Linked DNA regions of Homo sapiens: regions 1, 2, 4, 5, 6 and 7 are each linked to region 3. A link is a loop called in an ENCODE intact Hi-C map of the cell type or tissue named here. Cell type or tissue: mammary epithelial cell. All regions are shown on one strand.

Region 1 (4,000 bases), 89 kb before region 3:
AAAGATTGGACATTCCTGTTCTAAGCCAATTGATCTGAAATTATCCTTCACTCAAATGTCACTTCTCTTTCCCCAAGGAGTCCACAAACTCAAGACCAAGGATTTCCCTAATTACCAAGCCAATCCAATCTAAGCGTTCAGTAAAAAAATACTTTTAAGGTAAGAGTTGCCTTGGAGTTGTCTACCAAAATGGGTGCCCTTCTGGCCCAATTAGGGGATAACATTTCCCATACATACACTTGAACAATTTTTCTTCCCCCTATCTTGGGGAGTTTTTCCAAAGGTAATATTTGCCAGATAGCCTGGGCCCAGTGGCTCACGCCTGTAATTCCAGCACTTTGGGAGGCCCAGGCGGGTGGATCACCTCAAATCAGGACTTTGAGACCAGCCTGGCCAACATGGGGAACCCCATCTCTACTAAAAATACAAAAATTAGCCAGACGTAGTGGCAGGCGCCTATAATCCCAGCTACTCGGGAGGCTGAGGCAGGAGAATTGCTTGAACCCAGGAGGCGGGGGTTGCAGTGAGCCGAGATTGCGCCACTGCACTCCAGGGACAGAGAGAGACTCCGTCTCGAAAAAAAAAAAGAAAAAAATTTTTTAAATAAAAAATATATGCCAGATAAATAAAAAGGAGGGTTACATCTATGTTAGTCACCTAGGAACTCTCTGCCAGACCAGCAGAATTTAAGAAGCCTTCACTTCATGCATTCAACAGGCTCTTCTTGAGTTCTGGCCTTGTGCGGTCCTTAATTCAGCAAGGGAGATAGGCTGTGAACAATTCAGTCTCTATCTTGGATTAGCTTTCTGGACCCCAGATTACGTCTAACCTTTTAGAAACCCCTAATTCTGGCAAAAAAAAATCAATTAAGGGATTCACCTTCTGAAAAATATTAAAACAAAACAATGCAGCCCTTTGGGTTTTAACCCTGTGGCCCCATCCCAAAATGGCCAGTTGCAGTGTGTGCAGCTAAGAGGTAGCTGAAAACAGTCTTGCAGATGGGATAATGACCTCTTTGCCATTCCCAAGACCCTGCTATCCAAACAGCAGAAACACCTGGTTGGTAATAAAAGCAAGAGCTGGACTAAGGCTGTACTAAGGCAAATTTTCTCACTTAATGAAGAAGTTATTTTATTCATATTAATCATCAACTACTTTCATATAAAGATCCCAGGAAAATGCAATAAGCCCTCTTTAGAAACACTTGAAAACATTGTCTCTTGAACTCTACTCAGTTACTAAATTATTGGATAACGTGCCATAAACGTTGACTAGAGTGTGGACCCTTTAATACTTAGTGCGTGTCTGCACAAGGGCAAAAAGTGAACCATCCACAAATAAACATAGTTTAACTTGTTGCAGTAATAGCATGCAAAGTTAATTTTCCTTTGTTTGAGTTCCGTGTGTCTGTGTGTGTTGTGCGTGTGTATGTGTGTGTGTGTGTGCGCGCGCGCGCGCGCGTTCTTCAAGGAGCCTGCATACAAGCTGCAACAGCTCCAGGTAGGAGCTCGAATGCCGCCACCGAGAGGCAAGGCGGTGCGCAGAGCCAGCTCCCAGGACGTCCCGAGATCGGGTCTCCGCTCGGCACCAGGCAGCTCTTCACCGCCGGACTCTGGCCGCGAGGTTCCCCACCCCCAACCGCGCGGCCCCCGCCGGGCCGGAAAGCAGAGCCGGCGGCTACTGACCGCCCGGGAGGGCGGACCCCACCAGCCCCGCTCCTCTGCGCCTGCGGCGGCCCCCACGCGCGTACTCACGGAGCTGGACACCGCTGCCGGGGCCGGGAGTCGGGAGCAGAGGGAAAAGGGCTGGGAGGGCAGGGGCGGGACCGGGCGCGCACGCGGGAACCGGGGCCACCCGGCCCGGAGGCGCTTACCTCTGCGTTCCCCAGCCGGGCCGGGCGCGGCGCCTGGATGGGGTCTCGCCGGGAGCCGCGCGGCCCGGAGGAGGAGCCGCTCCTGCAGAGAGGGCGGGCGGCGGGCAGGCATCCGCGCCCCGGGCTGCGGCCGGGCTGCAGGGAGAGAGAGGGGAGGGAGCGCAGATTTGAGTGGAGGGGGCGTGGAGGATGTGCGCCTCCACCCAAGACAGAGAGGGTGGGCTGCTGGAGCCCGGCGGAGGGGAGCGCTCGGAGGCGCCGGAGGCAGCGAGAAAGCCGCGCCGAGAGTGTGCGAGGGAGGGTGGGGGACAGGGGTGAGGGAGGCGGGGGCCGGGGGCAGCAGGGAGGAGAAGTTGGCCCCCAAACTGGACGGCCCTCACCTCCTCACCATCCGACCAAGAGTTGTCTGGGTCTGGAGCAAAGCACAACGGGGTCTGAAACTTTATGTCATTTTCTCATACACACGTGACCCCCCTGGAGTCCAGATGGTTTCAATCACTGGAGGAAAAAAGCGGCTCTTCTGGTATGCGTGAAAAGCCGGAGCTGGGAGAGTCTGGGAAAAGCTGCCTGCACCGCCCGCCGGCCTTCAAACAAACCGATGAGCTCTTTCCCTTCTCCCAGTTCTCGGGCCTCGGGGGAGCCCTACAAAACCCAAATGAAATTCAAAGAAGCTACTTTTGGTACTGCAGCAGCAGCAGAACTCCCAAAGCACTAGGGTTCCAAGGAGCCTGGTCTCAACCGAAAGCTCCAAAAGGGATTCTGAAATTTTACTTTAAATACTCCACTGGTTTGCAAAAACAAAAACTAGAAAAGGGTGCCATTTAATAATAAAGCAATGGAATAACAGCACTGAGAATCTGTGATTTATTAGTGGAATTTGAAGGAAATCATTAGCCCAGTATAACAATCAACTTGGAAAAGAAAAATGTAAATTACTTAAGATCCAAACCCATACTTAGTGAGATGTTAGGAAATCGTGTAATCCATTTTTTACTCACGTAAATCACTGTAAATAAAATTTGATAATAGAAATGCACAACAGCAGCAATGAAAATTGACTTTTGAAGTTTCAGTTTTACATTGACTTTACAAATTTACATTTCTAAGGAACCAGTGTGTATGAACATAAGCAGGCTCCAAGGCCAGGACATGTTCCAAAATCCAAGCCAGTTCAATTGTCACATATCCTAAAGAGGTATTTACTCAGCTGCAGGGCAAGCATCAAAAATAATGAGTTTAAGATACATCCTGAGGCCGGGCGCGGTGGCTCAGGCCTGTAATCCCAGCACTTTGGAGGCCAAGGTGGGCGGATCACTTCAGGTCAAGAGTTCAAGACCAGCCTGGCCAACATGGTGAAACCCCATCTCTACTAAAAATACGAAAGTTAGCAGGAGTGGTGGCAGGCGCCTGTAATCTCAGCTACTAGGGAGCCTTGAGGCAGGAGAATCCCTTGAACCCAGGAGGCAGAGATTGCAGTAAGCCAAGATCGCACCACTGCATTCCAGCCTGGGCAACAGAGTGAGACTCCGTCTAAAAAAAAAAAAAAAAAGAAAAAAAAAGATACATCCTGGAAATAATTTAACTTGGTCAAGATCGAACACAAGTAATGGCAAGAACCAAACTGATAAAGTCTACTGTTCCTTTGCCAAAAAAGGATATTACACAGGAATTACTAGTATTAACTCTTTGTCTCCAAAATACTGAGGCCAAAGGACAGTTTGGCCTTTCTAGCAGAAGGCCTTATATGCGGTGTGATGCAGTCTGCGCATGAAAAATAAATCAATTCCTCGTTGAGTTGCTTCTACATTAGGAAAGCCCAAGATTTCAGCTGTTGTTGAGGCACATTGAAAACACAAAGGCCAAAAATCAGCACAGGTTTTACTCCAAAAATCAGAACAGTTTTACTTTAATCAGAACAAGTTTTTCTCCAAACTCACAATCTAAGTGAGTTTCTACTCTAGTTCACTGAAGTGCTTGAACACCTCAGGAGACCTGGGCCATATTTGGATGAACTTAGCCCTCTCCAGTCTTTTCCAATCTCTCCAATCTCAAATTAGGATGGTTCTGCCCCAAACGTGGAACAAGAGAACTCATGAATGTAAAGGCAAGCCACAGAATTTAGCCAGC
Region 2 (4,000 bases), 150 kb before region 3:
GGAGCTGCTGTCACAGTCGGTAATAATATTGCTCCTGTCAGAAAATGAGCACAGTCCCTGGGACACGGCAGACCCCCTAAGTTTAGTCCCATCCCCATCCCCATCCTGTCCCTTCCTCTCCCCCCTACCCAGCATACATTTCTGCTTTGTAACATTCTTTTTACATGTATCATTTTGTTTGATCCTCATAACCTTTTGAAATACACTGCACAGATATTTTTATGACCATTTTTTCAAGTTTATTTATTATTCTTCTTAAATTTCTTTTAGAGACAGGATCTTGCTCCATTGCCCAAGCTGGAATGCATTGGTGCAATCATAGCTCACTACATCATCAAACTCCTGGGCTCAAACAACCCTCCTGCCTCAGCCTCTGAAGTAGCTGGGACTACAGGCATGCACCACCACGCCTGGCTACTTTTTTAATTTTTATTTTTATAGAGACAGGGTCTCACTATGTTGCCCAGGCTGGTTTTGAACTCCTGGCTTCACGCAATCCTCCTGCCTCAGCCTCTCAAAGTGCTGGGATTACAGGCGTGAGCCAGCATACTGGCCTTATGACCATTTTATAGATGGAAAAACTGAGACTCAGAGAGATTAAACATTTGATCTGCACTTATACAGTTAGGCAGTCAAAGAACTAAGAGATCAGCCAAGTTCGCCCTAGTCCAGCACACTTTCAACTAAAGTATATTGCCACCTGATTTCAAAAACTGTCAACTTTTTGATAACTGGTTATGAGATAACGCTGGGCTCCCAAGGGAAGGTGGAGAATCCTTGTAAGTTGTGGCGAGATAGGCTGACTACCATCCTTTCAGCCTAAAGACCTTAAGACAGCATCTCTAAGATGTAAAACGTCCTGATGCACAGCTCGGAGAAAAAGCCCTACCCTACAGCTATATGTGACCTTGCACTTTTCTAAACGACTCTCAAAATCTTGGCTCGTCTGTTCAACATGACAGGTCTGAAAGTTAGGATTGGCATTATTATACTAATTTAACAGATTTTTTTTTTTTAATTCTACAACAGAAGTAAAATTACTTGCCCCAGGTCATGGAACCAGGAAATAAAATCTAGAAACAATCCCCAAGCCTTTCAAGTCTCTTGAGTACATTAAGCACAGTGGTTGCAACAGCACCAGGGGTCAGAAGACCTTGGCAGTGCCTGACTCCACCACTAACGGGCCATGTGCCATTGGGCAAGTCCCATGACTTCCCCCTTTCCACCTACAGAGCCTACTGACAGGGCTGGGACTGAGCATCGGAAGAGATGCTGTCCGTGAAAGCACTCTCAAGTCAGGAACTGAACTAAGAACTTTACTCCTCTTGACAACTCCTCACCAAAAACAAACAAAAAACACTGGGACAGTTAATACCCTCCCCAGGATGAGGACACTGAGGCTTAAGGAGGATATTTTCCAATGCTGCTCCCAAAAACAGTGCTCCCAAAAAAAAGGTCCTGATGTTATTTATTTATTTATTTATTGACACGAGGTCTTATTATGTTGCCCAGGCTGGTCTTGAACTCCTGAGCTCAAGCAATCCTCCCACCTCAGACTCCTGAGTAGCTGGGATTATAGGTGTGTACTACCACACCCAGCCTGATAGAATCTTTAATGCAACATCCTATGCAGAATCTAGTGGGTTTTTTTCATTAATTTCCAGCATATCACAACATTCTCAAAACAAGATTCTGATTGACTTGAGTTTAAAAGGTAAATATATACCAGAAGTTAAGGTAGGAAAGTGTTATAAAATCCAACAGGAAATGACAGAATGGCACAAATCCTAAATGGGGGGCACTACTGCTTTAGTGAAGCAATCAGAGCTTGAAAGGGAGTGAACCTAATCACCCACTATAAATCCCCAACCCCACCCAAGCCCCAGCTGAAGAATCCCAAGTCTACAAAGAAAGACAAAGAAAGACAAGACAGAAGGGCAAATGCAGTATCATCAAATCACTAAATTTCCGCCTCTTCCTTGTCCAAAAGGCATCCCTCTGCTCTCCTCCTGATCCTCAAAATGCACATTCCACTTGCCCAGTCTCCATCCTGAGAAAGAAGGGGTGATCCCACCCCTTTCTATAATAAGATAATATTAATAATACAGTAGTAACATCAGTTAACACTTGTTGAGCACCTACCATATGCCAGGCATTCTTTTAAGCAGTATGAGGGGCCAGGGGTCAGGACTGAGTACTAGAACTGATACAAGTCAGTTCCTGAAGTAATCCAAACTTAAGAAGCCCTCCAAACCAGACCCAGAATGCGGGCCATGCTCCCCCTAGTGGCATGCTGGAGTTATGGAGGTTCCTTAGGGCCTTGTCCTGGGGGAAGGGACAAAGGAAGGGCCCCATTACTGAGAGAACTGGAATCCCTGCTTGGGTAATGCTACTGTGTACACACTCCTTGAACTGGGCAGAGTCAGGGACAGCTGAATCCCACCACTGCCTCTGCAAGGCTGGATTTAGACCAATCCTACCTGACCCTTCTGAAGGATAAGGATTTGACAACCTTATATAAGCTCTCTGCTGTCTACTGAGAGGCCTGCAAGCATACATGTGCCAGAAACCTGGGAGACATCCTCAACTCTCCCTTCTTATTTCTGCCCACATCCAACCCATTTCCCAACTGCAAACAATTCTACTTCCAAAATATATCTTTTATCTGTCCACTTTTCTCCACCTCTGATGCTACCCATCTCTCACCTTAATTATTGCAAAAACCTCCTAATTGCCCCAGCTTCCACTCTCCCCTCACAAAGTCATTAGAGCTGTCTGAATCACCTTTTTTTTTTTTTTTTTTAACACCAGATCAGGTCATTTCCTGCTTAACACACTTCATTGACTTCCCACTACACTTAAGATAAAATCTAACTTCTTACCAGGACCTACAAGGCCCAGCATGATTCTCCTCCTGCCTTCTTTCAGCACACTTCCTGCCCTTCCCTGTCTGTGCATCAGCCACATACAACTGCTTTTAGTTCCCCTGAGGTGTCATATTTTTTCCAGGTTGTTTCCCGTTGCTGGGACACTCCCCTACCAAGCAGTCTTTGCCTGGATAGCTCTTACTCACCTTGCCTCACCTTGACTCTCCTGTCTCTTGACTTTCACAATCCTCCAATCTAAATGAGGCTCCCCACACTTATCCTTCAGAGCACTCACCATGCTGTGTAATTATGCATTTATACAGTTATCTGCTTAATCTCAGTCTTCCCTCAGAAGAGTTCCTTAGGATACGAACCTTGACTATTTTGCTAACCACCAATATTCCCTGCACTTTGTGCAGGGCCCAGCTCACAGCTGGCACTCAATAAATATCTGCTGAATGAAATGCATAAAACCCCATTTCTTCCTGTCCGACAGGAAGAAGAAACTTAGAGCAGCTATTTCATGTCACTCATTGCCTCTTTTCATCGACTTACAAACTATAATTACATTTCTTTTCCTCATGTGCCTTGCCTGTGGGCACAACCAAAAATTCCTGTAAAGCCTCCCTGTGGTTTGTTTCCCAGAACTTTCCTGGTAAGGTCACTCTCCTGGGGCTGCCCTCCAGGGTTTTACAGCTGCTCCCATTACCAGTGCCCACTCACAGGCCTCCACCACCACCGGGTCATTGCCAGACCACTGTGTAGGAATGGCCCAGCTCCCACGATGACAAGGTTCTCTCAGGCCAGCAGCTCCAAGGACAAAACACCTCCTCTCCCCTCCATGGTGCAAGACACTGTGCTTGTAAAAAAATACATTTTTACTAAAAAAAAAAGTCTTATGTTTCATAATTTGGAGATGGTTGTAAAAAGTTCAGAAAAAAAGGGTTCTCTTACTAAAAAGAATTTTGAACACTACAGTCTGGTGGAAAAATGAAGGTCTAAGTAACACCAACAGCAGTGTGACTACATCCAACGTTCCCTCTTCTGGCCTACGCTCCCACCCAAATCTGAAATCCTCTGGCTTCATCTCTTGCCCACACCTCCCCTGCTACCAACCACCCGATTACAGGCAC
Region 3 (4,000 bases):
CGAGGCGGGAAGATCACCTGAGGTTGGGAGTTCGAGACCAGCCTGACCAACATGGAGAAACCCCGTCTCTACTAAAAATACAAAAAAATTAGCCAGGCATGGTGGTGCATGCCTGTAATCCCAGCTACTCAGGAGGCTGAGACTTGAGAATCGCTTGAACCTGGGAGGTGGAGGTTACGGTCAGCCGAGATCGTGCCATTGCACTCCAGCCTGGGCAATGACAGCGAAACTCCGTCTCAAAAAAAAAAAAAAAAAAAAAGGCCGGGTGTGGTGGCTCACGCCTGTAATCTCAGCACTTTGGGAGGCCGAGGCGGTTGGATCATGAGGTCAGGAGTTCAAGACCTGCCTGACCAACAGGGTGAAACCCCATTTCTACTAAAAATACAAAAAATTATCTGGGCATGGTGGCACATGCCTGTAATCCCAGCTACTCAGGAGGCTGAGGCAGGAGAATCACTTGAACCTGGGAGGCAGAGGTTGTAGTGAGCCGAGATCGCGCCATTGCACTCAGCCTGGGCAACAGAGTGAGACTCTGTCTCAAAAAAAAAAAAGTTAATTTCTAGAAATTCATATTTTCATGTTCTGTTCCCTCTAAACTGTGGCATTAGAAAAAATAACCAAAACGGTATATGATAGAAGTTGTTAGGTTATTCTTTTTTTTTTTTTTTGAGACAGAGTTTCACTCTTGTTGCCCAGGCTGGAGTGCAATGGTGTGATCTTCCTCAACACAACCTCTTCCTCCAGGGTTCAAGTGATTCTCCTGCCTCAGCCTCCCTAGTAGCTGGGATTACAGGCATGCGCTACCATGCCCGACTAATTTTGTATTTTTAGTAGAGATGGGGTTTTTCCATGTTGGTCAGGCTGGTCTCAAACTCCCAACTTCAGGTGATGTGCCTGCCTCGGCCTCCCAAAGTGCTGGCATTACAGGCATGAGTCACCGCACCCGGCCCAGGTTATTCTTAACAGGTAATTTAATTTTAACAAAGGTAGTAATGAAAAATTAAATTTCCACTGATGGTATTTCAAATACGGGTAAGGCCCCACAACTCTCACCATAAAAGTGTGTGATATCTGTTCCAAATATACAGAAGACCAGGCATGTACCCAACTGGATGCAGGCACAAAATGGGCAGAGGGAACTATATCCCATAACAGGTGTTATCTATCTGAGGATCAGAGAGCTCATCTAGCCTCAGGCTTAGAGAAGGTCACAGAGTAAAATCATATTTGAAAAAGGATCAGGCCACGCATGGTGGCTTATCCCTATAATCCCAGAGTTTTAGGAGGCCAACATGTGAGGATCACTTGAAGCCAACTTGAGACCAGCCTGGGCAACATAGTGAGACCCAGTGTCGACAAAAATAAAAATTAGCCAGGTTGATGGTACACACCTGTAGTCCCAGCTACACAGGAGGCTGAGGCTGGAGGACCACTGGAGCCTAGGAGATCAAGGCTGCAATGAGCTATGATCGTGCCACTGCACTCTAGCAATAAAAAAAACAGAAAGGACCAGAATCCAGGACTCCTGCTTCCTACGTCAGTTCTTTACCTCTGAACCTCGGGAAAATGAAACTGATCTATTTAGTTTCCTACTTCAGCTTCAGAAGCTTTGGCAACAATACCTAAGAATGACTTGGGAATTTTAAGTGCTAAGTAAGTATTGAGTATTTCTTTTGAAGGATATATTTTAATAACAAAAAGATACTTGAGTGCTGTGCAAAAGTTGTGCCCAGCTGGAGAGAAAGCAGGAAGGTTGATTTTGGCTGACCAGTCATTACAAACAGAGCTAGACCTAGTCAGAGGTTAACCACTTAAGGAACTAGGCAACACCTCCCCCTAGTGCCAAAAGTAACACATCATTAGCTTTAAATCACCCCAAACACAAACTAGAGCACTCCAACTACTCTTAAGTTTTAAGTCAGCCAGCATAAGTCAATGAAGACTTAAAGATAAAAACTGGACAAAATGAAAGGCCCAGAAAACAAAAGGTAAAACTATATCTAGGCCCTCACAGATACTGGAGGCCTCGTAAAGCCATAATTCTGGTGAATCATAACTTGCCTGCCCCGTAAAGTCAGTTAAAATTTTTCAGTGCCAGCTGGGAACTTATCCCTAGAAAAATGCTAAGCTGCAGAAAAGAAACAAGGGAGAGTGGGAGAGAGGGAAGAAAAACCCCAAGCAAGCCTTATTCTCAACTGTTTATTTTCTTTGTTTCTGTTTTTTTTTTTTTTTTTTTTTTGAGACAGAGTCATGCTCTGTCACCCAGGTTAGAGGGCAGTGGCACAATCTCAGCTCACTGCAACCTCTACCTCTGCGGCTCAAGCGATTCTCTACCTTAGCCTTCCGAGTAGCTGGAATTACAGGCGTGTGCCACCATGCCCAGCTAATTTTTATATTTTTAGTAGAGTCGGGGTTTCACCATGTTGGCCAGGCTGTTCTTGAACTCCTGGCCTCAAGTGATCCACCTGCCTTGGCCTCCCAAAGTGCTGGGATTACAGGTGTGAGCCACCATGTCCTGCCTCAACTGTTTTCAAAGCCAAAGCTATTTTTACTAATAACCAGGGGTTAATGACATATGGTCCTGTCTGAGTCTGAAATAATGAAAAGTTAGTGAAAAGATTAGTGCTAACCACTTGAATAGTGAGTTCATTTGCTACTCAAAAGACAGGCATTGCATTTCATTACTGATAACAGAATAAACTGTAAGCACTGAATAAATTTGGAAAATTTATAGAAGTAACATAAAGATTTATTTGAACATTCTTTTTTTTTTTTTTTGAGCTAGGGTCTCGCTCTGTCACCCAGGCTGGAGTGCAGTGGCGCGATCTCGGCTCACTGCAAGCTCTGCCTCCCGGGTTCAAGCGATTCTCCTGCCTCGGCCTCCCGAGTGGCTGGGATTACAGGCACCCGCCACCAAGCCCGGCTAATTTTTTTTGTATTTTTAGTAGAGACAGGGTTTCACTCTGTTGGCCAGGCTGGTCTCGAACTCCTGACCTCAGGTGATCCGCCTGCCTCAGCCTCCCAGAGTGCTGGGATTACAGGCGTGAGCCACCGTGCCCGGCCTGAACATTCTTGTATCATATAAAGTAACTTCCTGATATAAAACCTTTAAGAATATGGCCAAATCGCTTGGTTAATATGACACCACTTACAGTGGAACATAGAGGTTCACAAGAAGTTCTCAAGAACACACTTAACAAATATGAGACTGAACCTAAATGCGTATCAGGGAAGAACAGACAGTGGCATCAGAGAAACTAAACATACTCAAAGGCTGCCTTTTCTTTTTTAAAGTCAGGTTGGAATACTGTTAACTGAATGAATTTAATCTTGCTTTCTAACTCTTTGATGGCTATTTAGCTATGAAATCAGATACACGTGAAAGCTCCTACCATTTGGAACTATTTTTCCTAAATTCCTATCCCATCCATCTTCCACCGTGGTTACAAACCATAAAACATCACAATTCTATGGGAAGGAACACATTCATCCTGCTGTAATACAACTGCATCCCAACTGCTTCATGGCACACGTAGAAAAAGCTATTTGTCAGGTCTGCTGGGATAAGCAGAGAAGGCTGCTGGTGGCTAGTCAGTCAGGATCCCCCAGTCATCACAGGCCTGCCTGACTGCCCAAGGACTGAACAGGTCAATATCTTGGCACAACTGTAACTTCTTCATTTACACCAAATGGGAAACTCTGACTACATAGCTCATTTCCACTTCTTCTTGAGCCTTCTGACACTTTTAAACATAGCTTCCCATACTTGGCAATACATCATCAAAACCTACAAGTTGTAAAAATTATAACCCAGACAAACGAGGCTTGCTAACCTTCCACTGAAAAGCAAGAGGGAGAAAGGTCCCTCACCAAAACTTGAGGGAGTACAGCAAGATAGCTATGGGTAGTTTAGGTGCCACAAACCCAGTCATATGCTCCCATGAAACTCTGCCTACATGGGTCTTAGTGTTTTGGCTGTATACCTTTAGGCCTGCAGGCA
Region 4 (4,000 bases), 730 kb before region 3:
TGCATGGGCTGAGTCGAAAGGAAACAGGATTTTTCTTGCTCACTCAGAAGAGCAGAAAGCTGGGCCCCAGCTGCTGGGCAGAGACAACAAGTGCTGTCTGTCACCCTAAAAGGGAAGAGAGGTTTCAGCATGGTGCTCCCATGGCAGAGGACACAAGATTTGTGGTCCTACTGGGGAAAAGGTCAGAGCTGGGTCCCCATCTGTGCAGTCAGTCTGGGGTCTCAACAGAGGGGATGGAACACAGGGTAGGGAAGGCTTCATCTTGCCCCTCTTCTTAGGGACCTACTCAGGGCCAGAGTGTGTGCTCTCCCAGAGGGAAGATACCCCAGGTCTCACCTCTGGCTGGGGCTGGAGGCTCTGAGTTGTCTCCTTCCTCCCAGCTTCTTCCCCTAAAGCCAGCCTTTTGCTCCCCTGCCCAGCAACAGCACATGCTGGAGGCCCCTACCCTGCTCTGTGCCCTGCCCTTGAGAGGCAGAGGGGAGGGGCCCCAGGTCTGTGTCAGTCATGTGAACAACGCAGAGTAACCTCCCGGAAACATTCATAAGTTTAATCCACGCCAGTAATAAAATCGCATTACATTTCTCATAAAATAAATGTTCCCATTTATATACAGAAGACAGACTGTACAGGCCCGGCCTGGCCCCAGGAGGGGTCACACACAGACGGGCGGTGGTGGAGGAGGAAGGGCCATCCCTCCCATCGAGGACGGAGAAGTTCTAATGTGGCAGGAGAGCGGCTGGCCAGCCTGCACTGGTAGAGTGGCTGGCTGGCCGGCCAGGCAGGTGGGCAGGCGGGCAGATGGACAGACGGGCCTGGAGGCCAGGCGCCGGGCGTTACTGAACTTGGGATTCAAAGGTGCCATTGAGCTGCCCTTCCTCATAGTCCATCTGACACAAGATCATGTTGTTCTTCAGGAAGAATTTGTCTCCCACACAAAATCTAGAAAATCCAAGCGAGAGAGAGAAGCCATGGGAAGGTCCCAGTGGGTAAGGGGGGGGCTGCAGACAGAAGCCGGCCTGGCCTATGAGGTGAGCTATGTGGGAGGTGGTGGGGGGAGTTTGTTCCTTGAACCTTCCAGAGGGAACTGCCAAAAGTCCCCACAGCACACCTGGGCAATTCCCCCAGGCCAGCCCCAACCTTGGCCAGGCCCTGTAGCCTGAGGTGGTAGGACAGACAGACAGTTGGGCCACAGGCTTCCATAGTCAGGTCTCCTGTGTTGGTGAGTGTAGGGTTAGGGGGGTTGGTGGAGAGGTGCAGGAACAGCCTACCCCAGTCCCAGAGAGGGAGAAAGGGAAAGCACAAACAGAAAAAGACCAAGTGGGGAGACAGATGGAGAAAGGCAGAGATGGGGCCGGGTGTGGTGGCTCACACCTGTAATCCCAACACTTTGGGAGGCTGAGGTGGGTGGATCACGAAGTCAGGAGTTTAAGACCAGCCTGGCCAAGGTGGTGAAACCCCATCTCTACTAAAAATACAAAAAAATTTAGCTGGTGGGCATCTGTAATCCCATCTACTCGGGAGGCTGAGGCAGAGGATTGCTTGAACCCAGGAGGCGGAAGTTGCAGTGAGCCGAGATCACGCCACCACACTCCAACCTGGGCGACAGAGTAAGACTCCATCTCAAAAAAAAAAAAAAAAAAAAAAAAAAAAGGCAGAGATGGGTAAGGAAGGAGGGATAAAATGGTTGTTTTTTCCATCCGTCTATCCCTCTCCCCAATTTAAGAGGATGGCTCAGTACAGGGCATTCTTCCTCTAAACAAAATTGATAAGTTACCTAGAGCATCCTTCTAGGAGGTAACCCCGTTCCACTATCTCCTCTCCTACCGAAGGAAGGCCCTTCATTGGTCTCCTAGTCCTCCCCAAGTAAGGGAAGATTCCGGTCCTTTCCCTAAAGATGTCCCCAGGGTGGGTGAAGCCTTTAGTGAGACCCCAAGATCGCTGGCCTAGTTCCAGCAGATCCCAGTTCAACCACCAGGTGGCGCTGTAAGTTCACTGAGCCCTCCTAACAGCAGGTCCGGCCAGAGCCCCCAGCCAGACCAGCGTTCCCTGTAGGTCCCTCTGAACCTCACTTCAGGGAGCACTTGTATGCGTTCCTACCTGACCTGGGGGCTCCTGAGAAGAGCGCCTGCCTTCTGGTGCTAGGCCCCAGCCAGGGCTGAAGGGCTCTGGCTCCTTAGGTCCCCAGGGACTCCCACAGGGCTAGGGCACAGAGTTGGGGCCAAGAGACCAGAAAATAGGCTGGGCTGGAACCAGAATCACAAGGGCTGGGTGAGGAGAGAGTGGCCACTCCCTGAGGGGACTTTGCCCTCCAGATTTGGGAACCCCTTCTCACTGGAACATACATGCACACACATGCACATACTATACACTGGGTACGGGGGTGGGAGGATACGTTATCCCATGCACATGCACGTTTCAAACACGTATACAGGCTGGGCGCGGTGGCTCACACCTGTAATCCCAGCAATCTGGGAGGCTGAGGTGGGCAGATAACCTGAGATCAGGAGTTCAAGACCAGCCTGGCCAACATGGTGAAACCCCGTCTCTACTAAAAATATAAAAATAAAAATAAAAATAAAAATTAGCCAGGCGTGGTGGCACACGCCTGTAGTCCCAGCTACTTGGGAGGTTGAGGCAGGAGAATCACTTGAACCCGGGAGGCAGAGGTTGCCGTGAGCCAAGATTGTGAGATCACACCACTGCACCCCAGCCTGGGCAACAGAGTGAGACTATCTCAAAAAATAAAATATGTATACACACATGCATACTCACCTCATCATGCATGCACGTTGCACATACACATACACCCCCAGACATTTAAAAACACATGTACAAATGCATATTAATTCCATCATGCACATGTGCCCACTTGTACATTTCCAAATACACATGCATGCACATGCACACTCAACTATGCATACACAGTAAACTCATGCACGCCTTCATTATATTCACACAGAAATGTGCCACACAGATGTGCACACCCAATATTAAAGTGCACACATTTGGCTACCGAGCTTACACACACATAAAACACATAAAGCACATGCACGCTCATAACCTGCACGCACCACCACATACACACACGCAACCCGCATTTGCGTGCACGCCTCCGCCGTGCTCCTGGCCCATCCCAGCAGGCCTCAGGCTGGCGTCTGGGGAGTGTGTTGGGTCGGCCAGTCCAGCACTGACCTCTGGTTGCAGAGCTGGCAGGCGAAGCAGTCGAGGTGATACACGTTGTCCCGGGCCCGCATCACCATCTCGAAGGCTGGGATCAGCTTGCTGCAAGCAGCACAGTTCCCTGTGGTGCCAAAGAGCCTGCCGAGGGAAGGGCGCAGAGGACTCAGCAGCATTCTGGGAAGCTGGGTGGGCAGGGGGAAAGGAGTTGCCTCCATCCAGGGTCCTTCCCATACTCCAACTTGTGGGCTCAGCAGGTGGGCTCAGGCAATAGGATAAGAGCACTGAGGGCAGCATCTAGATTCTGCCCAGAGATCAGGCTGCCAATAAATCAGCACATCCCCTTCCAGGGAGGGTGTGTAGGGGGTCAGGAGTTGGCTGCCACTGCCCATCCCAAGGCCCCCTCCCAGGCTCCCACAAGGGTCCTCAAGCCCTGGAGCCACCAAGAGAATCCTAGGCTGGGCCCTGAGCAAGCCTGAATTTCAGGGGCAGACTGAATCTTGGGTTGTGTGCCCTCAGGCAAGTCAGTGAGTCTCTCTGAGCCTCATTTACCTCATCTGTAAAACAAAGCCTGAAACACACCCTTTATGGGGTAGTTGTGAAACCTGTTGTAAATTCTCAGTCACAACTCACTAAGCAACCACCTAGGTAGTGTTCACTATGTGTCAGCCACTAATCTAAGAGCTTTACAAAGATAAACGCTTAATCCTCACAACAAACCTAGGAGGTGGTACTATTATTATTCCCCATTTTAAAGATTTAAAATATGAGTCACAGAGAAACAACTTGGACAGTCACAGGGCCTTGGTCCAGAAGGCGTGCT
Region 5 (4,000 bases), 360 kb before region 3:
GGTGGGCAGAGGAGCTACCTGGGATCACTATTGTTTAATTCTTTTATTCTTCTTAAATTTTTGTTTGGAAATAACTTCAAACTTTTATAGAAAAGTTATGAAAATTAAAATAGTTTTTAAAATGCCCATATATCCTTTGTTTTTTGTTTTATTTTGAGATGGAGTCTCACTGTCGCCCAGGCTGGAGTGCAGTGGTGCGATCTCGGCTCACTGCAACCTCCGCCTCCCGGGTTCACGCCATTTTCCTGCCTCAGCCTGGGACTACAGGCGCCCGCCACTATGCCCAGCCAATTTTTTGTATTTTTAGTAGAGACGGGGGATCACCATGATGGCCAGGCTGGTCTCAAACTCCTGACTTCGTGATTCACCCGCCTCGGCCTCCCAAAGTGCTGGGATTACAGGTGTGAGCCACCATGCCCAGCCTGTTTTTTTGTTTTTTTAAATAGAGACAGAATCTTGCTCTGTCTTTCAGGCTGGAGTACAGTGGCATGATCATGGCTCACTGCAGCCTCAACCTCCTGGGTTCAAGCATGGAGTCCTGTTTTGTTGCCCATGCTGGTCTCAAACTCCTGGGCTAGAGTGAGCCTCCTACCTTGGCCTCCCAAAGCTGTGGAATTAAAAGTGTGAGCCACCCAGGTGGGAGCTAAACATGTGTACACATGGACATATACTGAGTGAAATAATAGATATTAGGGAATACAAAAGGTGGGAGGGGGTGAGGGTTGAAAAACCTATTGGGTACAATGTTCACTATTCAGGTGATGGATACACCAAAGCCCAGACTTCAGCACCACACAATAAATGCATGTAAGAAACCTGCACTTGAGTCCCCTCAATATATTTGAATAAATAATTTAACTTTAAAAGAAAAAAATGTGAGCCACCGTGTCTGCCCCCATATGTCCTTCACCCAGATTCACCTATTAAGATTTTACATCAGCCAGGCACGGTGGCTCACGCCTGTAATCCCAGCACTTTGGGAGGCCGAGGTGGGCAGATCACAAGGTGAAGAGATCGAGACCATCCTGGCCAACATGGTGAAACCCCGTCTTTGCTAAAAATTAGCTGGGTGTGGTGGTGCACACCTGTAGTCCCAGCTACTCAGGAGGCTGAGGCAGGAGAATCACTTGAACCTAGGAGGCAGAGGTTGCAGTGAGCCAAGATCGCGCCACTGCACTCCAGCCTGGCCACAGAGCGAGACTCCATCTCAAAAAAAAAAAAAAGATTTTACACCATTTGCTTTATTAATAGCACTCTCTCTATATATGTGTGTGTGTGTGTATGCATGTTTAATTAAAAAAAGATATACATCTACAGCTTTGTTCTGTACCATTTGTGGGTGAGTTACATACACTAAGGACCTTGACTTCTAAATACTCCAGTGCATATTTTCTAAAAACGAGAATATTCAATTATATAACCACAGTTCAGTTATCAACTTTAGTACATTTAACATTGATACAATAATCTCATCTACTCTCCATATCCCCATTTTGTCAGTTGACCCAAGAATGTCCTTTCTATTACATTTTCCTCACTCCACTACAGGACCCAATATAGGGTCAGGAATTGCATTTAGCTGTCATGTCTCTTTAGCCTCCTTGAACCTGGACATTTTCCTAGCTTTTCTTTGTCTTTAACGACAGGGACATTTTTAAAGAATCCAGTCCCCTATCCCCTGCCTTTACTTAATATAACGTCTTTCATTGTGGGTTTGCCTGATGTTTCTCTGTAATGAGATTCAGGTTCTGCATCCTTGGCAGCAATACTGTATCATGGGTGACATCATGTCCTTCTCACAGCATTACATCTGGGTGCACAGTATGTCCACCTGCCCCTTATTGGTGATGTTATTTTGAGCACATGATCAAGATGTTATGTGATTTCTCCACTGTATAATACTCCAATTGCTGTATATTTTTTCCTCCCTCACAACTTTTCCTGCACAACAATGAGCAGTCAGTGGAGAGACAATTTAGGACTATGCAAATATCCTGCTCCTCATCAAAATTTCCCCCTAGGGTTAGCCCTTAACAAGTTTTCTGACGATCCCTGGGGCTAAATGAGTGCCCCGGCGCCACCTATGGGGCTTGCAGCACACTGCAACACCGGGAATGAACCTCGGACCTCTCTCACTCTGCCACTTGTCTGGAGTCCAGGAACTACTTCAGCCCTAGACATTTTGAAAGATCCTATAGAGACCTGAGTTGCAAGCCTGAGTTCTAGTCCAGACACCGCCAATGACTCATGAGGAATCTTGGACAAGTCTTCTTAAGACTTATGTTCCTAGTGAAATGTAGGGTTGGCTGACAGAGATCTGAGTTATACATTCAAGTAATACTTATTGAGCAACTACAGGCACTGTTCCAGGATCCAAGCAAGACTTCTGCTCTCAGGGAAGCTTACACCCTCTGTGACTCAGACAGTGAGCAAGAACACAAGACGAAGAAAAAGATAAACATACCTCATAGTAAGTGCCATGATGACGATGAAACAGGGCTGTGAGAGAGTGCCTGGGTCCACTTCAGATTGTGTGGTTAGGAAAAGCTCTCTGAGGAGGGGTGCGAGCTAAGATCTAAAGGGTGATTGGAGCCAACCCTGACCTTGAGAAGTTTTGGAGGTAGAGCCTTCCAAGCAGAGGGAAGAGTCAAGGATGACTAGGGGTTTGGTACTTCTTCCATATCTATGGCTCTTTGGGGGTGTGGGGGCAGGGTCAGGAGACTCCCAGGTGTCCCTGAAGCAGAGCAAGAGACGGATAAGAGAGAGGTGTGTTCTCCAGAATAACAGGGAGAAATTCTAGAGGTGTTGACAAATGAAGTGGCTTTTAAAAGATGAGTAAAGATTTTGAAAGGTAGATTATAGAACAGAGAAAGACATTCCACGTAGGAAAGGGGAAGAATGGGAGGCACACAGGAGTCATTGGCTATGGCAATTCTGAAATCCAAGTGGGCAAATATTTTGAGGGCCTCCTAGTCTGGTCGGGAATTATTCATTATTTTCTGATTCAGGTCCCTGGAAGTAGCTCCCTTGCCTGTTGTTCTCCTTATCCCTTGCTTCTGCCCTCAAAGAGGTTCTTCACATTTTAGTGTCCCTGCTGATGTGGGGCTTGAGGCATAAACCTCTTTGGGGGCTGAGCAGCCTTCTCAACTCTTAGGTGTGTTAAGAGCCTGAGCATTCTCTACCATAGATTATTGAAAGCCCAAGAGCCATTTAATGTCTTCAACAGTTATTGTTTTCTGTTAGTCTAGGCTCATCATTCCCCTGGCAATAAAACACTCTAAAAACCTCATTATGGGCCGGGCACAGTGGCTCACACCTGTAATCCCAGCACTTTGGGAGGCCAAGGCAGGCGGATCACCTGAGGTCAGGAGTTTGAGACCAGCCTGGCCAACATGGTGAAAACCCATCTCTACTAAAAATAGAAAAATTAGCCGGGCATGGTGGCAGGCGCCTGTAATCTCAGCTACTCAGGAGGATGAGGCAGGAGAATCGCTTGCGCCCAGGAGGCAGAGGCTGCAGTGAACTGACAGCTTGCCACTGCACTCCAGCCTGGGCGACAGATCAAGACTCCGTCTCAAAACAAACAAACACACCTCAAAACAAACAAACACACCTCATTATGTGTCTATCTATTGGAATGCAGGCAGCATCACTGGCTGAAAGCTATACCTGCAATTATTTTTGAGAACTACAGTAGTTCCACCTTATCCACGGGGGATATGTGCCAAGATCTTCAGTGGATGCCTGAAATCATGGATGGTTCTGAACCCAACATACTGTATACTGTTGTTTCCTATACAAACATACCTATGATGAAGTTTAATACACAAATTAGGCACAGCCAGAAATTAACAGTAACTAATAATAAAATAGAAAAAAACATAACTTGTATACTGTAACACAAGTTATGTGAATGTGATCTCTCTCTCAAAAATCTTACTGTACTGTGCTCACCCTTCTTCTTATGATCTGTTGACCTAATAACCAAGAAGGCTACTAG
Region 6 (4,000 bases), 190 kb before region 3:
AGATCTGCACGAAAATACCTTCTTTGTTCCCACGGGGTTTCTTGCCAGCTATGCGCCCCACCTCCATTCTTCCTTGAAGTCATAATCCTCTGTTGGTGACATCACAGCTGTTGATACAATAGTCAACTGTTGTGATGTCACAGGACTCAACTTTTGTCATTTTAGGTGGGGGTGCTGGGTTGGAGAATGTGACAGAGGACAAGAATAGAATACAGTTATAGAACTGGAATTCGCTTTTTCATGCTAATTTCCCTGGTAATGAAGGGCAGTGACTCAGAAAAGGAAAGGCAAGCCTCTGGCAGCAAGGCTGTGTGTAGATTCGTCTATACCAAGGGAAGGATGGTGGGGAGGCAGGGAGGAGACAAAAGAAAAGAATTTCGAATTCCAGGATTGGCCAAATATGAAGATGATCTCAGTCTGGCCAAGTCCAGGACCTTCTCTTTCCCTCACCTATCGCCTGAGCCCAGAGTAAGGAGAGGCTCCAGGCTGGAACACTCCCTGGAAATTAATGCGTGGGAGGTGGTATTCTGTTGTGGACTCCCAACTGGCAGAGGGACAGACTATCAGTTTGGACTGAGTCCTAAGGACAGTGACCAGGATGGAGAGGGCACTCAGAAGCATGTCACAGGAGAAATGACGGAAGGAACTGAGAATGTTTACCCTGGAGAAGAGAAGGCTGTGGAGCGGGGAGGGTGATCATTGGCTTGGGAATTCGGAAAGGCTCTCGTGTGAAAAAGGGATTAGATGTGTTTTCTAGGGTCCCCCAAGGAGACCTCAGAAAATGAGAGACCCTGAGAGGCCAAAATGAAGAAGAAGTTTTAATTCTTAAATTCCATTTGGAGACTATCAATTCTTTTTAATTCCTTATTTCTCAATTACAGAATACGTTCCAGAGGACAAGGACTGTGTTGTTCATCACAGTATTCCAGAACTTAAAAGGAACTGGCACATAATTGGAGCTTACTAATATTCGTCAAAAAAATGAACAAATGAGGCAATGACAGTGGTCTTGTGAAGCTGCTGCTATTTACAGGGACTCACTCATTCCGCAAGTATTTTTTGCACCTCCTACCACACTCCACTCAGTTACATGCTGGGAATACCACAGTAAAGGTAGATAAGATTAGTCTACCCCCTCGCCTTTGAGATGGGCATGGGTGGCACCTAAGGTCGCTTTCAATACTGAGATTCCTAGATTCTTAGAGTTGACTAAAAAGTTTAAAACTGAGAGGAAAGAGTACCCCAAGGGCCACAGATTAACCCTCCCTTCTACTATCACCACTAGAGATCTGGTAATGAAGGGCAGTGACTCAGAAAAGGAATGGCAAGCCACTGGCAGCAAGGGTGTGTATAGACTCATCTATACCAAGGGGAGTTGGGAGAACAGGGAGGGACAAAAGAAAGAGATCTAGATCGAGCTGTTCCTTCTTTCTGAGCTGGGAGAGGCCTCTCGGTGAGAAAGCACTGCCAGACCGGACGAGAGCAACCAGGCTGGGCACTTATCCAAGTACCCCTCCCCACCCTGAGACAGAGTGGGCTCCCTCAACCCAGCAATAAAATCTGTATGGCCCAGTTAGGTAATATAAGGTATTACATATGACCTCACTTCCCTCAAGGATCTTTAATTTATTTATTTATTTATTATTTAGAGATTAGGTCTTGCTCTGTCTCCCAGGCTGGAGTACAGTGATATAGTAATAGCTCACTGCAGCCTAAAACTTGGGCTCAAGTGATCCTCTTGCCTCAGCCTCCAGAGTGGCTGGGACTACAGGTGCATGTAACCATAGCCAGCTAAGTTTTTAAATTTTTTGTAGAGATACGGGTTTTGCTATTTTGCCCAGGCTGGTCTCAAACTCCTGGCCTTAAGTGATCCTCCTGCCTCCCAAAACACTGGCATTACAGGTATGAGCAACCGTGCCTGGCCAAATGTGCTATTTTCTAATGTGGTTTGTAAACTGGTCAGGAAACAATTCCCAAAGAGGAATCAAATCTACCATCAGGTGAGCAGACCCCTTTAGTAGATGTGACTAGCAGGCTATGGTCACAGCTTATACTTTCTCCCTTTTCCCAAAGTCCTCAATCTCCCTGTAGGAAGCTTGGGGAATGTGCCTCCTGCCCTCTTCTGGACTAGTCAGCATGCTCACCAAGCACACTAAAGCCACCCAAGTCACAGCTGACTCATGCCATTGCTCTTTGTAATGAGGTATGACATGTTTCTAAGCTCTTGTATATTTTCATATTTGTAGCCTACAATTAGGCATTTTTGAGGGATGTAGCTGACTAGGGGTTCTGTTCAGTGACCTATAATTATACACTCAGGCATCATGGTCAATCCAGGCAACTCTCAGGCCTGCAGGAACCTCATGGAAGAAGCCACTTGGCTCTAAGAAGCTCCAGAGAATACTGTAGTAATGTGGCTTAGAAGGGCCACACTGCCCCTCCTTGCTGCTCTTGGAGGCACTCCCCCTATGTCCCCTTCATCTCCCTTATCACTCACTGCCTGACTCAGCAATGCCTGCCAAGCCCAAGTGCTGACACATTTGTGTATCTAGTGCCAGCAGAGAACCACTTTGAGGGACACAGTCTCCACTGCCAAGGTAACAGCAACGTAAAGCAACTTCTTTTTTTTTTTTTTTGAGACAAGAGTCTCACTTTGTCACCTAGGCTGGAGTGCAGTGGTGCGATCTCAGCTCCCCGCAACCTCTGCTTCCCAGGTTCAAGTGATTCTCGTGCCTCAGCCTCCTGAGTAGCTGGGATGACAGGCTCCCATGCCTCAGGTATGGGAGGCATACCACCACTCCCAGACAATTTTTGTATTTTTAGTAGAGACGGAGTTTCACTATGTTGGCCAGGCTGGTATCGAACTCCTGACCTCAACTGATCCACCCGCCTCGGCCTCCCAAAGTGCTGGGATTACAGGTGTGAACCACTGCGCCTGGTCATAAAGCAACTTCTAAAAACTCCCATAAGCGTCTCGTCTTAGAAAAAAGGGGTCACACACCTGCTGCTCATGGGACCCTGCAGTCAGCTGCTGTGCCTCCGCTCTGAGCCAGCCTTTTTGCCACCTGTTGCAGTGGCCACACTGATCCTAATCCTCCCCCATGCAAATGCCTACCACCCAGCTTTACCACTGTTCCCCTGGCTGGGAAAGAAGGACTGGTTTAGCACAAAAAATCTGTCCCTTATGACATTTCACATATACATTTGGCCCCAATAAAACTCATTTCTTGGGCCAAGTGCGGTGGCTCATGACTGTAGTCTCAGCACTGTGGGAGGCCAAGGCAGGCAGATCACCTGAACCCAGGAGTTCAAGACCAGCCTGGGTAACATAGTGAGGCTCCATCTCTACAAAACATAAAAAAGAAAGAAAGGGGCAAAAAAAGATTTCTTGATTTTTTTAACAGCAGCTCAAATCCTGGCATTTAATCAAAGAGACTGCCAGTAGCCCACCTTGTGTAGCTGTGAAGGGCAACTGTGGCCCATGCTCAGAGCAGCATCTGCATTAAGTATGAGCCCAGTATCTAAACTACAATTACTTTGCAAGTTTCCCTTCTTCCCCAATGCAAAGTACTTTAGAGTACTTTATACTTTTCAAAAACACTTTCACGTATTATCTCATTTGAGTCTACCAATAAGCCCAATAGGATTAAATGCAAAAGGTATCTTCTCCATTTCACAAAGGAGGAGGCTGGGGCTCAGGAAGGCTAAGCATCTTGCCCTCGGTTCACTCAATTAGTAAGAGTAGAACCAAGTCCAGAATTGCTCTGCAATCTTCATAAATCAACAATTAGTAGTCACTACTTCATAGAGACATTATAAGGATAAATGAATTAACATATGTAAAGTGCCTGGAATAGTGTCTGGCTCATAGTTAGGACTATGTTATCATTATTAACAGTATAATCACCACCACCCAGAATCCTCAATTCCAAAGCTACAGCTCTTTTCCTTCTATCCTGCTGCATTTTGCTCAGAAAATAGTTTCATCTCACCTTGAGTG
Region 7 (4,000 bases), 710 kb before region 3:
TGCCTGGTATCATGCCCGGCACTTCATGTACAGCATCTTCCCAAGTCCTTGTTGTGGTGCTGTAAGTTGTAATTATTGCTTCCATTTTGTGGATGGGGAAACTGAGGCTCAGAGAGGTGGAACAACTTATCTAAAGTCACACAGCTCAAAATGGACTTTTGTAGCATCCTTTGCCCTCCTACAGCATGCTCCGCTTCAGAGCCTACAACTGGCCATGTCTGGGCCCTGCCTTGCTTAGAGACACATCTGAGGCAAGGGTTCAGGCCAGGGACTTGGACTCTGGTGAGCCTGGGTTCAAGTTCAGGCTCTGCCATCGACCCATATTGTGAACTCCGGCAAGTCATTTAGCCTCTCTGAGCTTCAGCTTCCTCATCAGCAAAACTAGAGCAATAACATTCAACTTGTAGGGCTGAAGAATGAAAGTACCTAAAGCAAGCAGAAGTCCTTTGCTATCCTTGATATGCTAGGCAAGTAGTAGCTATTTACAGAAGCCCTTGAGGTGAGCAAAGATCCGTACTAACCCCACTTCATAGATCAGAAAACTGAAGCCAGCAGGCAAAAGATTTATCCAAAGTGCCAATGAACCCCAGGATCTCACTGGGGAAGTACCAGGCTAAGGGCAGCCTCCCTTCCGGAAGTTCGGACAACCAAGGATGGCTTCTCTCCTAAACACTCATGTACTATTCATTTGAATTTAAAAACAAATATCCCCAAACACAGAGTTTTCATATGACTCAGTGTGTTAATCTTTCTTGTGTTGCTATAAAGACATAGCTGAGGCTGGGTAATTTGTAAAGAAAAGAGGTTTAACTGGCTCACAGTTCTGTAGGTTGTACAAGCATGGTTCCAGCCTCTGCTCCTGGTGAGTCCTCAGGAAGCTTCCAATCATGACAGAAGAGGAAGGGGAAAAAGCAAGTCACATGGTGAGACTGGGAGCAAGGGAGATGGGGGAGGTGCCACACTCTTTTAAACAACAAGATTTTGAGTGAACTGAACAAGAACTCACTCATCACCAAGCGGATAGTGCTAAGCCATTCATGAGGGAGCCATCCCCGTGATCCAATCACCTCCCACCTGTCCCCACCTGCAACACTGGGAATCTCATTTCAACATGAGATTTGGAGGGGACAAACATCGAAACCATATCACCCAGCAACTCCCCTCCTAAGTATATCCCCAAGAAAAATGAAAATATAGGTCTTAACAAAAATTTGTACATGAACGTTCCTAGCAGCATTACTCACAACAGCCAAAAAACAGAAACAACCCAAATGTCCATCAATTGACAAACGAATAAATAAAACATGGTATATACATACAATGGAATATGATTTGGCCACAAAAAGAAATGAAGTACTGACATATGCTACATCATGAAGGAACCTTGCAAACATTATGCCAAGAAAGAAGGCAGATACAATAACCACATATTGCATGATTCCATTTATATGAAATGTCCAGAATAGGCAAAGCTATACAGACAGAAAGTAGTTTAGTGGTTGCCAGGGAGGGAGGAATGGGGAGTGACTGCTAATGGGCTGAAGGTTCTTTTTGAGGTGATAAAAATGTTTTTCAATTAGATAATGGTGATGACTGCATAACTCTGTGAATATACCAAAAACCACTAAAGTATCTATTTTAAAAAGGTTAATTTTGTGGTATGCAAATGATAAATCAATAAAGCTATTATAAAACAAAACAAACAAAAACAAATAAATATTCCTTTGAGAACAGGAGAAACCAGTTCATAAAATATTCAGTCCTGGGGTCAGCATAGCGGGGGAAATAACCTGTGGCAGCTAGAAGCTGCCAGGTGGGGGGACCTGGGAGGCCCCATGGCCAGCCTCACAGGGGGCAGGCCCTGGTCACCTCATCCCCCTGCTGGGATGAAAGGGATGAAAGGGCTCCAGAGCACCCCCTTACCTCCTTCCCCAGACCCCCACATCCAGAAATCTGACTCCATCCACTTTTCCAGCCCTGCTCCCCAGGAAACTCAAACCTTACTGGATCCATCACTCTCCTTGGCCCATCTGCTTCCACAACTGCATTCTCATTTTGTCTTCCCAGGTCTCTCTTTGTTGAAATTTCTGCATCCTTCAAGGACTATGCCCTACCTGCAAACTGAGCATGCCCATGGCAGGGGGGTCCCTCTTTCAGGACCTTGAGCTTGTCCTACCTTGGACACCACGAGTACATAACAGTATGTGCATAATGCTACATGCATAATGAATAGCATCATAGTAAGGACTCCCCCAGGCAGGGTTGGGTAAGGGATGCTGCCCTCTCCCAGGGCCTGTGAGCCCCACCTGGCACAGGGATGTGCCAGCTTAGATCCAGTCCACGAGGGTAGGAAGGAAAGCAACGAGGCTGCCTTTGAAGGGGGAGAGCACCATGCCCAGACTAGGGACAGCACCCTTTGTAGCTAATCTGAGAGGACAACCCAAAAAGATGAAGCATCCTGGCCAGCAGGGGGAGCTGGGGCCACACTGGGGCAGGGGCATTTGCCTGCCCCAGAGTTGGGAATGAGCAGGGATAGACTGAGAGTAGTCACAGCGGCTCAGGCCTCATCTCCGCAGAGGCGACCAGCCTCCAATCCTCCCACAATGGAGAGAGCCCTATGGAGGGGACAGGACAGGTCTGGTCACTTGAAAGGACTATCTGGGCCTTGAAGCAAGTGGACACATGCTCGTTTTCTAGTCATTAGGTCAGTTCCCTGAGTCTACATGGATTCAACATGAAATGCTGTCTTGGGAAGCTGCCCCTTAGGGAAACTACCCTTGGAACTTCTCTAAATTTCTCCCCCAAAGTTCTATGAGGCCCAGGGATGAGAAGACTTCTCAAGGTAAGGGGTGGCAGGAGTACATGTTGCAAGTACCTTCCCTTTATGTAGCCACTGTGTTCTCACCAACACCTCCTCGGGTGGGCACAGTGCTGCCTGGCTGGCAAAACACATGAAAACATTTTCTGTCATTTGAGTTCTGTGCAGGGGGCAGGGAGGATGTTCTGGGTCTTAACTTACGTGACCAGGGCTCAGAAAAGTTAAGTGGTTTGCCCAATAACACACAGCAGTGGGTGGTAGAGCAAGATTGCCCGTGATCTCACAGTCAGAGGACCACAGTCCATGCTTGTTACCTCCCAAGTCAAAAGACAGCTACCCCTGCAGCAAGCGGTCAGGCCCTCATGCCGCTGCCGTCAATTTCAAAGAATTCTAAAGATTTCACATCTGCATGTATCTGAGCTGGTGCTCTTGGGGGTTCTCTCTCCTTGGAAGAGTGAGTCCGAAGCCTTTGCCATGGAAGGGAGGGCAGGATTCCTGGTAGTATGGACCACAGGGAGAAGAGTGTGTGCCCTTGAGACAGCATGGAGTGGGCTGGTGGGTCTCCAGGCCCTGGGCAGCCAGGCAGGAGTGGTGCCCATGCACCACATAGACACCTGAGTCTACAGACAGACCACTATACAGACCTCTCCCCTGAGGGACAGCTCATTGCAGAGGCAAGACCTTAGGCATAGTTCCCAGACTCCACAGAGGTGCTCTGCAGCCTCAGACAAGTTCTGCTCTTCTCTGGACTGATCTTAGTTGAATATAACTGGGGGTGGACTGGAGTAGAAATAGGTAAGGGTAGGGAGACCGTGAGCCACGCCTCTTTCCCAGAATCAGCAGCTTTCATGAAAGCCATTCGGGAGAAAGAACACTGGCCCAGAGTGGGAGGGCCAAGAAACACTTTACAGACAGATCAGAGGAGGTCAGAGGAGTCAGGGACTGATCCATGGGTGGCTGGATAGGTCTAGACTTGCTGCCTCCCAGTCCTACTGTCCTCCTACCTGCCTCAGGCCCACAGTCTTTGGCTCCCTCCCTCAGAGCCTAGAAAGCCAGGATTGTGGTCCAGTCTTGACAGCAGCAGAGGGGGAAGTGAAGGGTCAGGGAAGCCTTCAGGCCAAAGCTGGGCTGGGCAAGCAAGGGCCTCAGGGACAAAGCTGGGCAAGGACAGGCTTGCAGCCA

Evidence for each region. Hi-C counts contacts between places; a loop is a spot of excess contacts. Peaks named below come from ENCODE experiments on the same cell type or tissue, not always from the same donor. Only the 100,000 strongest peaks of a DNase experiment are listed, where the experiment ranks them.
Region 1: it touches region 3 in a loop (4-fold over the local background); 9 of 110 quality-filtered maps call a loop at or near these places.
Region 2: it touches region 3 in a loop (9-fold over the local background); 23 of 110 quality-filtered maps call a loop at or near these places.
Region 4: a loop joins it to region 3, with 4 times the contacts of the local background. A loop is called at or near these places in 12 of 110 quality-filtered maps.
Region 5: a loop joins it to region 3, with 2.8 times the contacts of the local background. A loop is called at or near these places in 5 of 110 quality-filtered maps.
Region 6: a loop joins it to region 3, with 7 times the contacts of the local background. A loop is called at or near these places in 3 of 110 quality-filtered maps.
Region 7: a loop joins it to region 3, with 18 times the contacts of the local background. A loop is called at or near these places in 3 of 110 quality-filtered maps.

What each region holds. Positions count from the first base shown.
Region 1 is chr11:8,869,081-8,873,080 of GRCh38, forward strand. It overlaps a transcript of DENND2B not described here. Among named protein-coding and RNA genes, the nearest start is that of AKIP1, 40 kb to the right of the region's middle. In mammary epithelial cell, a CTCF peak has its summit at 1,511 (motif pointing left); DNase peaks (open chromatin) are centred at 1,481 and 2,381; H3K4me3 peaks cover 1,377 bases; H3K27ac peaks cover 497 bases.
Region 2 is chr11:8,811,483-8,815,482 of GRCh38, forward strand. It overlaps a transcript of DENND2B not described here. Among named protein-coding and RNA genes, the nearest start is that of DENND2B, 2.8 kb to the left of the region's middle. In mammary epithelial cell, a CTCF peak has its summit at 2,286 (motif pointing left); DNase peaks (open chromatin) are centred at 2,319 and 2,969; H3K4me3 peaks cover 127 bases; H3K27ac peaks cover 2,746 bases.
Region 3 is chr11:8,957,922-8,961,921 of GRCh38, forward strand. The region is part of intron 2 of TMEM9B (TMEM9 domain family member B); the gene reads right to left. Among named protein-coding and RNA genes, the nearest start is that of TMEM9B, 4.5 kb to the right of the region's middle. In mammary epithelial cell, a CTCF peak has its summit at 1,829 (motif pointing left); a DNase peak (open chromatin) is centred at 1,830; H3K27ac peaks cover 628 bases.
Region 4 is chr11:8,223,783-8,227,782 of GRCh38, forward strand. It overlaps LMO1 (LIM domain only 1), which reads right to left. Exons shown (of 4, transcript NM_002315.3): 3 at 3,193-3,318; 4 at 527-939. The coding sequence ends at 834. Among named protein-coding and RNA genes, the nearest start is that of LMO1, 38 kb to the right of the region's middle. RefSeq lists an enhancer at 3,366-4,000. In mammary epithelial cell, a CTCF peak has its summit at 1,968 (motif pointing right); a DNase peak (open chromatin) is centred at 3,799; H3K27ac peaks cover 639 bases.
Region 5 is chr11:8,602,087-8,606,086 of GRCh38, forward strand. No RefSeq gene overlaps it. Among named protein-coding and RNA genes, the nearest start is that of STK33, 9.9 kb to the left of the region's middle. RefSeq lists an enhancer at 1,780-2,281. In mammary epithelial cell, a CTCF peak has its summit at 2,081; a DNase peak (open chromatin) is centred at 2,325; H3K27ac peaks cover 992 bases.
Region 6 is chr11:8,766,619-8,770,618 of GRCh38, forward strand. The region is part of intron 1 of DENND2B (DENN domain containing 2B); the gene reads right to left. DENND2B-AS1 (DENND2B antisense RNA 1) reads left to right here and starts at 2,160. Exons shown (of 5, transcript NR_120590.1): 1 at 2,160-2,203. In mammary epithelial cell, a CTCF peak has its summit at 2,118 (motif pointing left); DNase peaks (open chromatin) are centred at 1,043, 1,313 and 2,163; H3K27ac peaks cover 2,715 bases.
Region 7 is chr11:8,245,021-8,249,020 of GRCh38, forward strand. All of the region lies in intron 1 of LMO1 (LIM domain only 1), which reads right to left. Among named protein-coding and RNA genes, the nearest start is that of LMO1, 17 kb to the right of the region's middle. In mammary epithelial cell, a CTCF peak has its summit at 2,476 (motif pointing right); no DNase peak of the experiment used is centred here.